Linked DNA regions of Homo sapiens: region 1 is linked to region 2. Evidence: chromatin contacts called from ENCODE Hi-C or POLR2A ChIA-PET data. All regions are on one chromosome and are shown on one strand. The core of a region is the stretch at or near the end of the contact, and the rest is flanking DNA. Distances in the headings are between cores, read along the strand shown.

Region 1 (5,646 bases), core at 2,526-5,025, 68 kb before region 2:
AAATGGAATTACCATTTTTGTTAATACTCTAAATAACTATACTTGTATCATTTTTGCTGTCTTTATAACTTCATACTCAGCAGATTTAGAGATCTTAGTTCCCAAAAAAGAAATACTTACATTAATAACACAAGAATTGTCCCTTTGAAATATAATTGAAACCCCCACCTTGATATACTTTGGGCTTCTCCTGCCATTGAACCATCAGCCAAAGAAAGGGGTTGTGGGGATTGATCCTAACAACTGAAAATTGTTTTGCTGAAACATGATGGGATTTACTCTCATCTTCCCTTAATACTTTCAAGCTTAGTAGTAAAAATCAAAAGGCAACTATCCAGTAAAGCCAAAATCACTAAGGGTTCCAACCCTTCAGGAAGGAAGTCTTGGTTCACCAGCCAGATAAATAACCCTGACCAATTGAGGTTCTGGTTGAGGGCAAGAGGAACATAAAAGAATGAAGGAAGGCAGCACACTCATGATTAGAGACAATGATGAGGGTGATGCTAGCTCTGCCTGCTTTTGTTATGTATATATTAACAAATTATTTCTATTTTGCCCTTTCCTCTTTCTCTATTCATATGATCTATGAGGGAGTGTTCATGATGCATAGATTTTCATAGTGACTCACAAATCACTGCACTCTGAGAAACTGCATCAAGACCTGATGAAGAGGACATTGTATCACTTGACCACCTTCAACTTTGAGAATGAAAAGTGAAGATGAGACTTTTTGTGTCCCTTTTGTGGAGAGGTGTGACAGCATCTTCATTTGTGTTTTGGGTTGCATTTTATTAGGTAGAAGAATGAAGTCATTGTTTCATGGGAATAAATGATGTATAGTTAGCAAAAATGCATGCCGCACAGAAAAAGGGGTGGACTGTGCTACTTCCTTACTTCCTACTTCCTTACTGCTCACAGATTCATTTCCCATGCTTATTCTGCTTGCCAGAAATTGGCTTTTACAAACATGTTCAAGGTTTTTTATCAACTGCTTTCTAGCTAGGTGGGGTAAATGGGAAGCCCTAATTATGAGTTTAGGCTGCAGGAAGGGATAAATTAAGCCCCCAATTCCAACCCTCCCACTGCTTCTGGTAGAATCTCTAGTAATGGCCTCATCTCCTCATGGTTCTAATTCTAATCAGGGATCTAAACAGCCCCTCTCACTGTGGTTTCACCTCCAGCTGACTGGCCCTGGTTCCTACGCTCTGGTAATATCCTGGTAATATCATATTCTCCCTCTGCCCTCCAGGTGCAGGAATGGCAACACTTGTGTGGGTTGGCACACCATCCTTGGTTGGCTTTTCAGCCTTCTAATTCCTTTGTCATATATTTTAGGCTTCTTACATACTCCCAAGCATTGACTCTGTTTTCTCATTTGACTCTGACTGATCACAGTTATTTCAGTAGTTTAGGTGAAAGATAATGGTGATTTAAACTGAGGTGCTAGGGTGTTAGCAGTAGGTACCAAGAGATTTAAACAGAGCAGAGGACGTGCTATATATATTGTAGGTGTTGAAGAAAGGGAGGAATCAAGGAGAGTACTTGTTTTTTTTTTTATTTTAAGCAACTTCATAGATCATGGCATAATTTATTGAAATGCACTAGATAAAGGAAGAAACAGTTTGGAGACAAGAATTTTAAAATTCCTCTTTATATGTGTTCATTATGAGATCCCTGTAGGATAGCAAAATGGGATTTCCCTATTTGACAGATTCTTAGTAAAACTAGGGATTTGGGAAAAGACCCAGCCTCCTTCTTGATACTTCAGTTCCAAGTCCTCTTTTTCATTTGCAATTAACTTATGAGTGGTTAGATACCAGCTCCTTTTTCTGTTCTTGTCAAATGGAGAAAAAATGAGGAAAAATGAAATTTCTAGGGATATTTTCATTTAAATGATACTCTAATAGAATAAACGAATTTGCCTGACTGTTTAAGTTTTACCAGAAAGGATTTTACCTGATTCTGAAATGGCCAAAATAAGTGATGTTCTAAACAAGGAAACCTTAAGGCAACTCTCATTTGCTTGTTCTGATGCTCTGAGAACAGGAAGCCTAATTACTCAACAGCCAAGTGCACTTAGCAATGTCTTGAGAAACTGCCCTCTGGCAACATTCTCTTTTAGGACATAATCAATTCATTGCCTTAGCATCAGCTAAATTTCACTGGAATAAAAATAGGAGGAAAATACTGACCTCATAATGAGATTCTTGAGTCCAAAATAAAAATTTATAAGCAGTGCGGTGCCTGAATGAAGGATATGAAAGAAGCAGTAGTTTGCTTCTGGCTTTGTGAATTTAGCCATATTCTCATGTTTCTGTTCCTACATAGTTATCAGCCATTCACATATAAAAATATAATCAGGATTCAGGAACTACAATATTAATAAACAATAATGGGTAAGAACACATGAAAATATCACCAATATATTTCTGAAAAGGAAATTGGGTGTCAGATTATCTTTCCTAAATTTTATACATTTAGTGTTAGCTAATATATTTCTTGAAATACTTGTGCAGTTTATCTTTTTGTGATAGTGTCTTTCAAAAAGTGTTGTGGAGTGTGCTATAACATAAGAAAGCAATCCTACAGCAAATTTTGCTTTATACCTTTGCTATAGACACTACATTCCAGTTGATGTGAAAGTGTGCATAGAGTGTATATGTCTGTGTGTATATTTACTGAATACATCCTCGTTGATGGCTGGCCATTTAGGGGGGGAAATGTGAAGAGAAGAACAGTGGCATGGGGATGGGGAATTCTCCTCTTTAATCAGTCTTATAAAATCAAAAATTCCCATGCTTAGAAGGTCAAAGAGAGAGTATAATGCACTTATGAAAAAGAGATAGGCTCATTAATCCAGTTGTTCTTGGCCCAGACAGCAGAAGAAATATAAATGCTGTCATCACTTACGTGTGAGATAAAGGATGAAATGTGGGAATTTGTCGGTTTACTGCAAAGACCATTCTTTTGGTTTGAGAACATTGGTGGAAATAACCTGAGCTGAGAAAAGCTCCCTATGAGGAATACACGTTATGGGAAACTATTAAAGACAACGTTTGGTCAATGACCTTCGTGACGTAGTTTAATCAAGCTGCACACCCCTCACCAAAAAGACAACTACTTGAAGAAGGGAGCCCTCAACAAGCCAAGACATTTTACCTTTCCTCTATTACATGAGTCTGGTATAAGACATGAGTGTGCAATAAATCTCTAGTTCATGCATTCAGAGGCTGCACTATGATAATGATAGACTATAAATCACAGAAAATATGTTACCTTTATTTTAGGACAGACAATAGCTAGAAATAGTGCTAACCAATAGCACAGATGTCTAGTAGATACAAAAATGAAGATTTGGCAGTTGTTTAAAAATGGGAAGTACAAGGATTTGACCTGAAATATATTAGAAAATAGCAGCAGTTTCATAGTTTTGTCAGGTTTCCAGTTTTGCATTTCACTATTTCTTTTTTAAATCCCATGTTCTGTTTTGGAAGGTAGACTGCAATTTTGGAAAACTGAAAAAATTTCTGTCATGCATTTCTAAAGTAACCTTGTAAATATTTGTAGATCATATACACATACATGAGCTTTTATGTAAATTTGTTTTTCTTTGAAAGTTTAAGGATAACTGAATGCTGAGAATGGAAGTAAAATGAGGCTGTAAACAAATGGGAGGCTCCCGCAAGGACCCATGGGGATTGGAACTAGGCTTTCCATGTGCCAACTATTAGCTAATTGTGAGATGACACTGACTGACCGGACTCATGATCCACATCCCAGTGTCTGCCTCAAAAGAGCTGTTAGAAGAAGAAAATGCTCATTTGTTGCAACTGTGACCAAGTTCTCTGAAATCCAATAATGGGCAGCTGGAGATCCCTCACATAACTGACAACACAAAGGGTCAAAGAGGCTTCTGATACCCCTGAGGGAGCGGTAAGAAAAAGCAGGCAGGGTTAACCCTGTTTTAAGTACAACAGGGTTAACAAGCTATAATTTACTACCTTGTTGATTTTCTTGTTTGATGGAAGTCTGTAGAAACTGGGAACTTATGGAAAAGTAAATTACACTTTTCAAAAATCCTCTTTTTTGTCTTTCCCTTTTTTTCTTGTGCCCCACCTTTTTTATGTTGGTGGGAGGGGGGATGGCCAGGAAGTTAGGCAAGCTGATTTACTTAAACAGTTGAAAATCTAGAGAAATCTGATCTTAACTTCCCAGAGGTTGAAAAGTAATGCCGTTTCCTGTGATTCTCCATTTCCTGGGTTTAGCAGGGACACAGATCCCAAGAATTAAAATATGATGAGAAAGTCTGTCCTCCTAAGATGTTCTCACCCCGGCAGGAAAGTACCATACCAGAAATTTCACAAGAAAGTCTGCTCTCATGAGACTCACTGCCAGACTTTTAACCATTTTGATAAGTTCAGAAGAGCTTCCATCAAAAAGCTTTCAAACGTCTGTCCCCAGTGACCCCACAGATCCCTTTGAGAGCCACCCAACACCACTTCATAGTTCCCATAAACACTTGGACCTTTCCCTGTGAAAGCTGACAAGTTTTCCCGAAAGTCCTTACATACCACACTCAGCCTCATCTTGCCAAATGTGCTATCTCAGTGGAAATTGCTGGAACTTTCCAGACAGATTTTATGCTACAGGCAAAAAGCACCTCAGTCACCAATGTGCCCACACTGTTTTCTGAGACTGTCGGTACCTACATATTTCATACACGATGTAAAAAGTCCCATGCTTTTTTCTCCCTGTATAACTAAGTATTGCTCTCATAATACTTTGTGAAAAATGTCTCGTAACTATAGTAATTACTGATGTCAACGCCCCTGTTAATATTCTGGGTCTGCAAACATTTCACATCAGATCTCCACATGGAAAAGGGACTGCTCACCTCTACTTTGTAAATTAGCTATATGATTTATCTGTGAGAAACATTTCAAAAATATAGATTCAGAAAGACATCTACCACATGATGGCTTTTCCATATGGCATCTCATAATTATTTTGCTGTGTGTGAACATGATGAAAACAGTTTCATAATCCTCCAAGGGTCAGAGTAAATTATTTCAATTAGACATATTTCAGAGCAAACATTACCTTAGGGTTTATTAATAATATTACCTGAGAAGGAACAGCTGCCTTTTATGCATAAAAAGCTGTCAGCTTCTTACCGCTCCATCTATAGAAACCCTTTTGTGATTTAAAAAAAAATGGCAGATTTTCTCATGCTTTACCTAAACACAGAACTTGGCAGCAGGGACCTGGTTGTAATCCTCAGCTTGGGAGCTGGTGGGTGGATTTTTTTTCTCTATAAACTCTTCTATAAACCACACCAGTCTCCTGGTATTTATTCTGGGTAGTGCTAGAAATTGTACACAGATCCAACAGGCCATGTAAAGGAGTTTTGTAACTTCCTGAAACCCTTTCATGCAAAATCCTTACTCTGAATGCAATTCCAGAAAGATGGGACATTACAGCAGCTTAAAAGGAAAGGTTTGCTCTGTTGTCTTTTTCTCCTCTACAGTGGAGCCTTGCAAATATGAAATAGGTCAATTGGGGCAACATAATAACAGCAACTAATACGAAATTAATTGACCTATATTGAAAATGCAATGCCCATTGAAATGGCTTCAGAGCTAAATC
Region 2 (5,751 bases), core at 1,406-3,905:
TACAAAAACAAAACAAACAAACAAAAAAAAACCTGACATAATTTGTCTGCTTGTTACCATCTTTCTATTTTCTTTAAATGCAAACATCATGGATATAGAGAGAAGTTTTTATTTTCCCTCTTGTTCCCTCCCCAGACTAGAAAAAGGCTTAAATAGACCTCAAAAGAGGTTAAATGGATATTTATGAAATTTAAACATTAATAAATGATTTCTAATTGTTAGAAAGTTTCACCTCTCCCCTGTATTCTTGTTTCTCCCTTTTACAGTTTCTCAAAAGAACTCCATACACTGGATTATCCACATCTAAGTCTTAACTAGAATGCACCTTCCTTGGGGGGTGCAGCTTACTCCATCCATAGGTAACTAGTCCCTACACACAGTGCTGATGCCCGGCAGGGGCTTCCCCTCACAGCATCCCTGCTGAACTGCCATCTCTCCTCTCCATCACGATTAGCCCGATCAACTGAAAGATGCTTGCTCTGGGATCTTGTCCATTATTTCTTCCAAGAATTGCTAACTACCTAACTTGTTTTTAAATGCTTTCCACACATATTAAAAACTGTTGCCACCAATGGTGGAGTGTGGCTCAGAGTAAAGTGATGCATTATATCATTTTCCCCTAGAAGTCACATATTTCTCTCACTATCCTTTTCTTTACCAGATACAGCAGAGGTGTCCAACAGAAATATAATACAAGCCACAAATGTAAGCCAAATAAGTCATTTTAAATTTTCTAGTAGTCACATTTTTAAAATGTAAAAGAAACATGAAATTATGAGAGCACATTTAATTAACAAAATTTTATCTAAAATATTATGAGTTCAACATGTAACCAAAATGATGATACAAAGTCTTGTATAAATTATGGGGGTTGTAGCAGTCTGGCCATATCATTAATAGCTTAGAGTGATCAGCTGAAGAAGTAGTCAGTCCCACCTTGAATGTTAAAAAGCTGGGATTCTCAAGGAGGGGGTGGCAGAATGCGAGAACCAGGGGTGGGAGTCAGGATCATCTCAGAGAACTTTCTAAAAGAGCATGTAGAGATAAAAAGCATGTGTGATTTGAAAAAAAAAAAAATCCAAAACAATTTATAAGTCACCCTCATTTCCTTCCTAATTTGAGATCCAGAGTGGAAAAGAGAATTCTTCCAATGGGAATGGATAATTAATAAAAATTCTTCCACTTCCAATACTCAAAGACTACATAATATAGAAGCTTGGCATCCTCCCAGCTCTTTCATAAATCATCCCACATTATGCAACACTTATTTTTCCAAATAGAGGTAAAAGATTACATCCTTAAGGTCCATTTTATCTAAATGCATCCCTTTTGGCCCAGTGTGTAGAACATATCTAGATTAATGATTGAGGGCATCTAACTATGAAATGAATCACTATTACCTTTCCTTTTTCCACCCCCCCTCTCTCTCTGTTGGCTTTTCTCTAGTACAGGATTTTTCACAGGACAACAGCTTTTGATTTGGACTTTTAACCTCTTTGGATTGAAGTAGAGAGAGGGCATATTAGAACAAAATTTATGGAGAAATTCAAAATTAAATATCAAAGTGTAGGCATGAATGTGTGGGACAATTTTGATTTGTATTTGCTTTCCCACACCATTTTGTATCCCATGGTAGAGGCTGTCATGAGTAGGGAAGTATTCCAGTTAGTGGAACAACGGCCTGTGAATTCATATATTGGCAACATCTTAATTCTGTTCTGTGACTTAATCTCTCTAAGATTTACATTGTAAAAACAGTAATCTAGACATTTCAGGGTTGCTTGCTATCTAAAGATGTAAAAAACAAAAGTACACAAATGAATGGTTTCAAAATGCTTTTGAAAAATAATGTAAACATCACCAAAAGGTTTTGTTTTTAATTGTCAGATGCTTTCTTTCTCATTTTCAGATGATGACAAACACAATGGCAGACACTCAATATTTCTGAGAGTTTTTTAATATGCAAACTTTTTGATTTGAACATTAAGAGTTTGATAGCACACAATAGCCTCTGTGGCTTTAAAATGCCTTAATTATTTTAAATACAAATGTAAAATTCAGACACCTAGTGTTACTTAAATGCACCCAGGTTTCTGTGGTTTAATAATAACATCTGTTTTGGTTTTTCAACCACAAAAGTGCATTTAATCTGTTCTTCCTTTAGTTGAACTTTTCACATCTGCTTCGGCTCGGTTCCCATAAGCTAAAGACCAGATCTTTTCCAAAAGTAGGAAGTCTACCTGTACGACTGTTGTTCTAGCTCAAAAGATCTGTTTTTAATACCAGCTGAAGATTTCAAAAGAATAACAAAAATAAACTTCTTACCCATAATGCACTTCTTATGCTTTTTGGCTTACATATCAGTGCGGTCATTTTATGAATGCAATACTGCCTGGACATTTTAAATTAAAACAGTGAATTGTCAGATCACACATGCCCAGGTAGTCCCTGATCTCTTAAGTTTTTTAATCATGGAAAAAGAGTGTATTCTATTAAGTTAATTTTTCATGAAAAAGTTATACTAAGGATGGACAGTGGCTTAAAAACCTCAGTGGTTTTTTTTGGACACACACTTAGTGCTTATCTGAATCCCATGGGTCCTGAAAAGTAGGCCGGAAAATGTTGCAAGGACAACATTACTTCACAGATTTTCCACAATTGTTTGCTGCCTCCGAGGCTTCAGCTCTTATAACCAATCCTAAGAGACCTATCTAAAATCAGAGACTGTGAAACCAAATCCTAATAAGCGTCTTTGAAAACCAACCAAGGTGCTGAGATGAAACACATTTTTCTTTACGTATGAATTTTGGTAGAGAAAATTATTGAATAAATGAGTGCCTGGGTTAGATATGTGATAATTGTTTTTCTCAAGTGGAAAGATTGACTCTCTTTATCAGCATTCACAAGAGATTGAACAAAGCTGAATATTCAGTCTTTATTTGGACAAGATTTAATTGATATCAAGTTAGTCTAATTATTTTATTTTAGAAAGTTATTTTGAATATGTGAGATGCACATAATTATATATTTTTCCTGATGTATGATTATGTAATTATACGTGGTCCTGTTTACAGGACAGAGCAACACAGCATGCTGCAATTAGTAGGTGTTCAACTCATGTTTGGTGAATGAGGCCTAATGAGGCAATATAATGGAGAGAGCCCGGTAGACTACCTTTGTCGATGCAAACAAGATGATTCTGTGATTTGAATAATTTCCCAATGTCTTACGTAAATAGGAGTTGTCAGCAGGGGTGATTCAACTTAATTCAAAAAATATTTACTGATTGCATGACATGTGCAAGTCACTACAATAAGCAGAGTAACAAATACAGGAATAAGCATGAGTTTTACAAAGTTAAAGTAGCAAATTATGAAAAATGCCTTAAGAAAAATAGCAAAACACTGTTATGGTGGAAATAGCATTTGAGACAGGCCTTGAAAGAAAAGTCATCAAAATTTGGAGAGTGTTGAATACGAGAGTTTTGAACGAAAGGTGAGAAAGAAAGTGATCTGGTAAGACAGCAAAAGATTTCAGGTCTAGAGAACATAATTAGGAAAAGTAGAGAATGACAAGCAGTTTCATTTGTCTCATGGACAAGGATAAAGATAGAAGAGTAGCCTGGTGGTATGCTATGGAACACTTTAAATGCTCTGCCAAGGAGCAGGCACATCATATAGTAGACAATGAGAGCCTGAATCTTCAAATTAGGTTTTCTTAATGGTATTCAAATATTTACCACAAATTTCCATCATTTTGCCAGCAAAGACAGATCTAAACAAGTACATTTTTTTCCAAACTTGGTCAAAATCATTTGGTATTGCTCTTAAATTTATTTTTCATTTAAAAGATAAGTCGTGGAGGGGGATATCTGTCAAATTTTCTGAACCTTACATTCATTGCTGGGCTTGAAGATAAAGCATAAGAGGTCCTTTTACAGTTCACGCAGAAGAAACAGTCTCTGGAAGAGAGAAGGAAACCCTTAAAAATATGAGTAGAAAAGCCATTTGTGGAACTTCTTGCACCCAAATACTCAAAATTAAGTGCTATCAAGATCTATTTGACTATTGGCAATTCTAAGAAGAAGGCTCCCTATATAAACCATTAGTTAAATGACAGTTATTGAGATTTTTATTTAATGACAAGGAGGAAGGAGAATATGACACAAAATAAGACAAAGACTTTTCCTGTGTGATTTTGGATCTAAGCACTTATTTATAACTATTGTAAATATAACTAATATTTTGGTCACTTTGTTGAGAGAGTCATAAAATCAACTCTATAAATATTAATTGAGAAAAGCACCACGATGAAATTTTTCAATGCTTTAACATAACAGTGATGGGATGTTGAGAAATACGGAATTTTGTTTTGTTTTGTTTTCATCATGATGCTACACAGACAGAATAGGGATGTACATAGCTAGGTGTGTCTATCTGTGTGTTATAGACACATACACACATAAAGGAAATATAATTTTAATATTTCTGCCAGTCTGAGATTAAATAGAGTGATATGGGTCACACCCTCGGTGGTTCTTTATTTACCTTTTATGGGGACATGACAATGTGGATGGAATATGGAACAGAAAGGAGAAAAAGATTTAGTATGCTCCAAATGTCCCAAACCAGCTTGTTATTATTATCCCTATATCTTCTTCACTCCAACCTGACCTGCTTCCAGTATTATCTCCCATCTACTGAAGAATATAAAGCAATGCTCATGACTTCCGGCCCTATATCCAACCCAACATAATGCCTTACACCTTTACTCATGAAGTATTTTTCAATTTCAATTCTATCACCAATTCTACCACCCTAATCCAAGCCACCACTGTGCCACATGTAGAGGCCCGTGATAGTACATTATCTGTTCTAGTTTCACCCCCCCACCCCAACCCTTCTCCAATTCATTTTCCATGCAGCGGGCAGATGGCTATGATCTTGTCACCACCCACTACCTATCTCTATCCCTTGCTATTGCTCTTAGGATGTTTCTCACTGTTGTACCTATTCCATTTAGCTATGATGGAATTAAATTTATTTTAATTGCTGTGCTCAGATGGGAAGAAAGACTGATAAATAATGAGATAAATGAGGGAACTGGAAATATTCAGAGATTGGTCATTTTGCTTTTATGCCCTGAAGCAATGATATTTCACATTAAATAAATTTTTTTAAAAAAGGCAGTTTCTTCTCCAGGGCAACATTATCTTTGTTTTTTTATAGAGTTCCCATGATTACTCATTGGTTTGGTATTCTGGAGTTTGTGGACTTTATTCAGAATATGAGAAACCTAATTCTTTATAAGTCAAAAGCAAGTACTGAAAATTTAATTCATAAAGAAAAGAGTTTTCCACATATTTTCACAGGCTTCCTTAAAAATCTTCCCCATTTTGCTCGTCACAGTACTTCCAGAAGGGATCGTGTTATTACGCAAGATTTCAAGTAGGGCTGCTATTGAGGAGGCTACCTGGACTCAATTTTTAACTTTATATTTCAGAATTCCACCATGTGTTTTTCCTTCTCATAAAGGATCAAAACCACATCATGACAGAACAATCTGTGAGAATCATAGGCTTTTAACAAGGAAGAAACGGATTAAAAAATACTTCACGCCTTATTAAAGAAATCCCTATGTTCCTCAAAAGCACTTTTTAGCATCTTATTAGTGGCATTTGATCTGACTGACATATTGACCAGTAATTGGAGCAGAAGATGGATCTATTCCACTTAGATCACAAAGGGAATA

The links. A loop is a pair of places that touch in the nucleus more often than their neighbours do. ChIA-PET counts read pairs that join two places held with the same protein, here RNA polymerase II (POLR2A). Pooled maps may share reads with other maps.
Region 1: a map of Right ventricle myocardium inferior shows a loop between it and region 2 (2.9-fold over the local background). The contact joins two enhancer-like sites. A Hi-C loop is called at or near these places in 4 of 168 maps with a recorded cell type or tissue (Right ventricle myocardium inferior, cardiac septum, right cardiac atrium and 1 more) and 2 of 50 pooled maps. POLR2A ChIA-PET finds 5 or more read pairs at or near these places in 1 of 52 experiments (Panc1).

What each region holds. Positions count from the first base shown.
Region 1 is chr2:145,065,145-145,070,790 of GRCh38, reverse strand. All of the region lies in intron 3 of TEX41 (testis expressed 41), which reads right to left. All of the region lies in intron 3 of LOC100505498 (a long non-coding RNA gene), which reads right to left. Among named protein-coding and RNA genes, the nearest start is that of LINC01966, 190 kb to the right of the region's middle. Within about 2 kb of position 3,775, at least 7 of the 41 ENCODE cell types and tissues checked have a DNase peak (open chromatin) inside an H3K27ac peak, as active enhancers do.
Region 2 is chr2:144,996,111-145,001,861 of GRCh38, reverse strand. The region is part of intron 3 of TEX41 (testis expressed 41); the gene reads right to left. Among named protein-coding and RNA genes, the nearest start is that of LINC01966, 120 kb to the right of the region's middle. Within about 2 kb of position 2,655, at least 4 of the 41 ENCODE cell types and tissues checked have a DNase peak (open chromatin) inside an H3K27ac peak, as active enhancers do.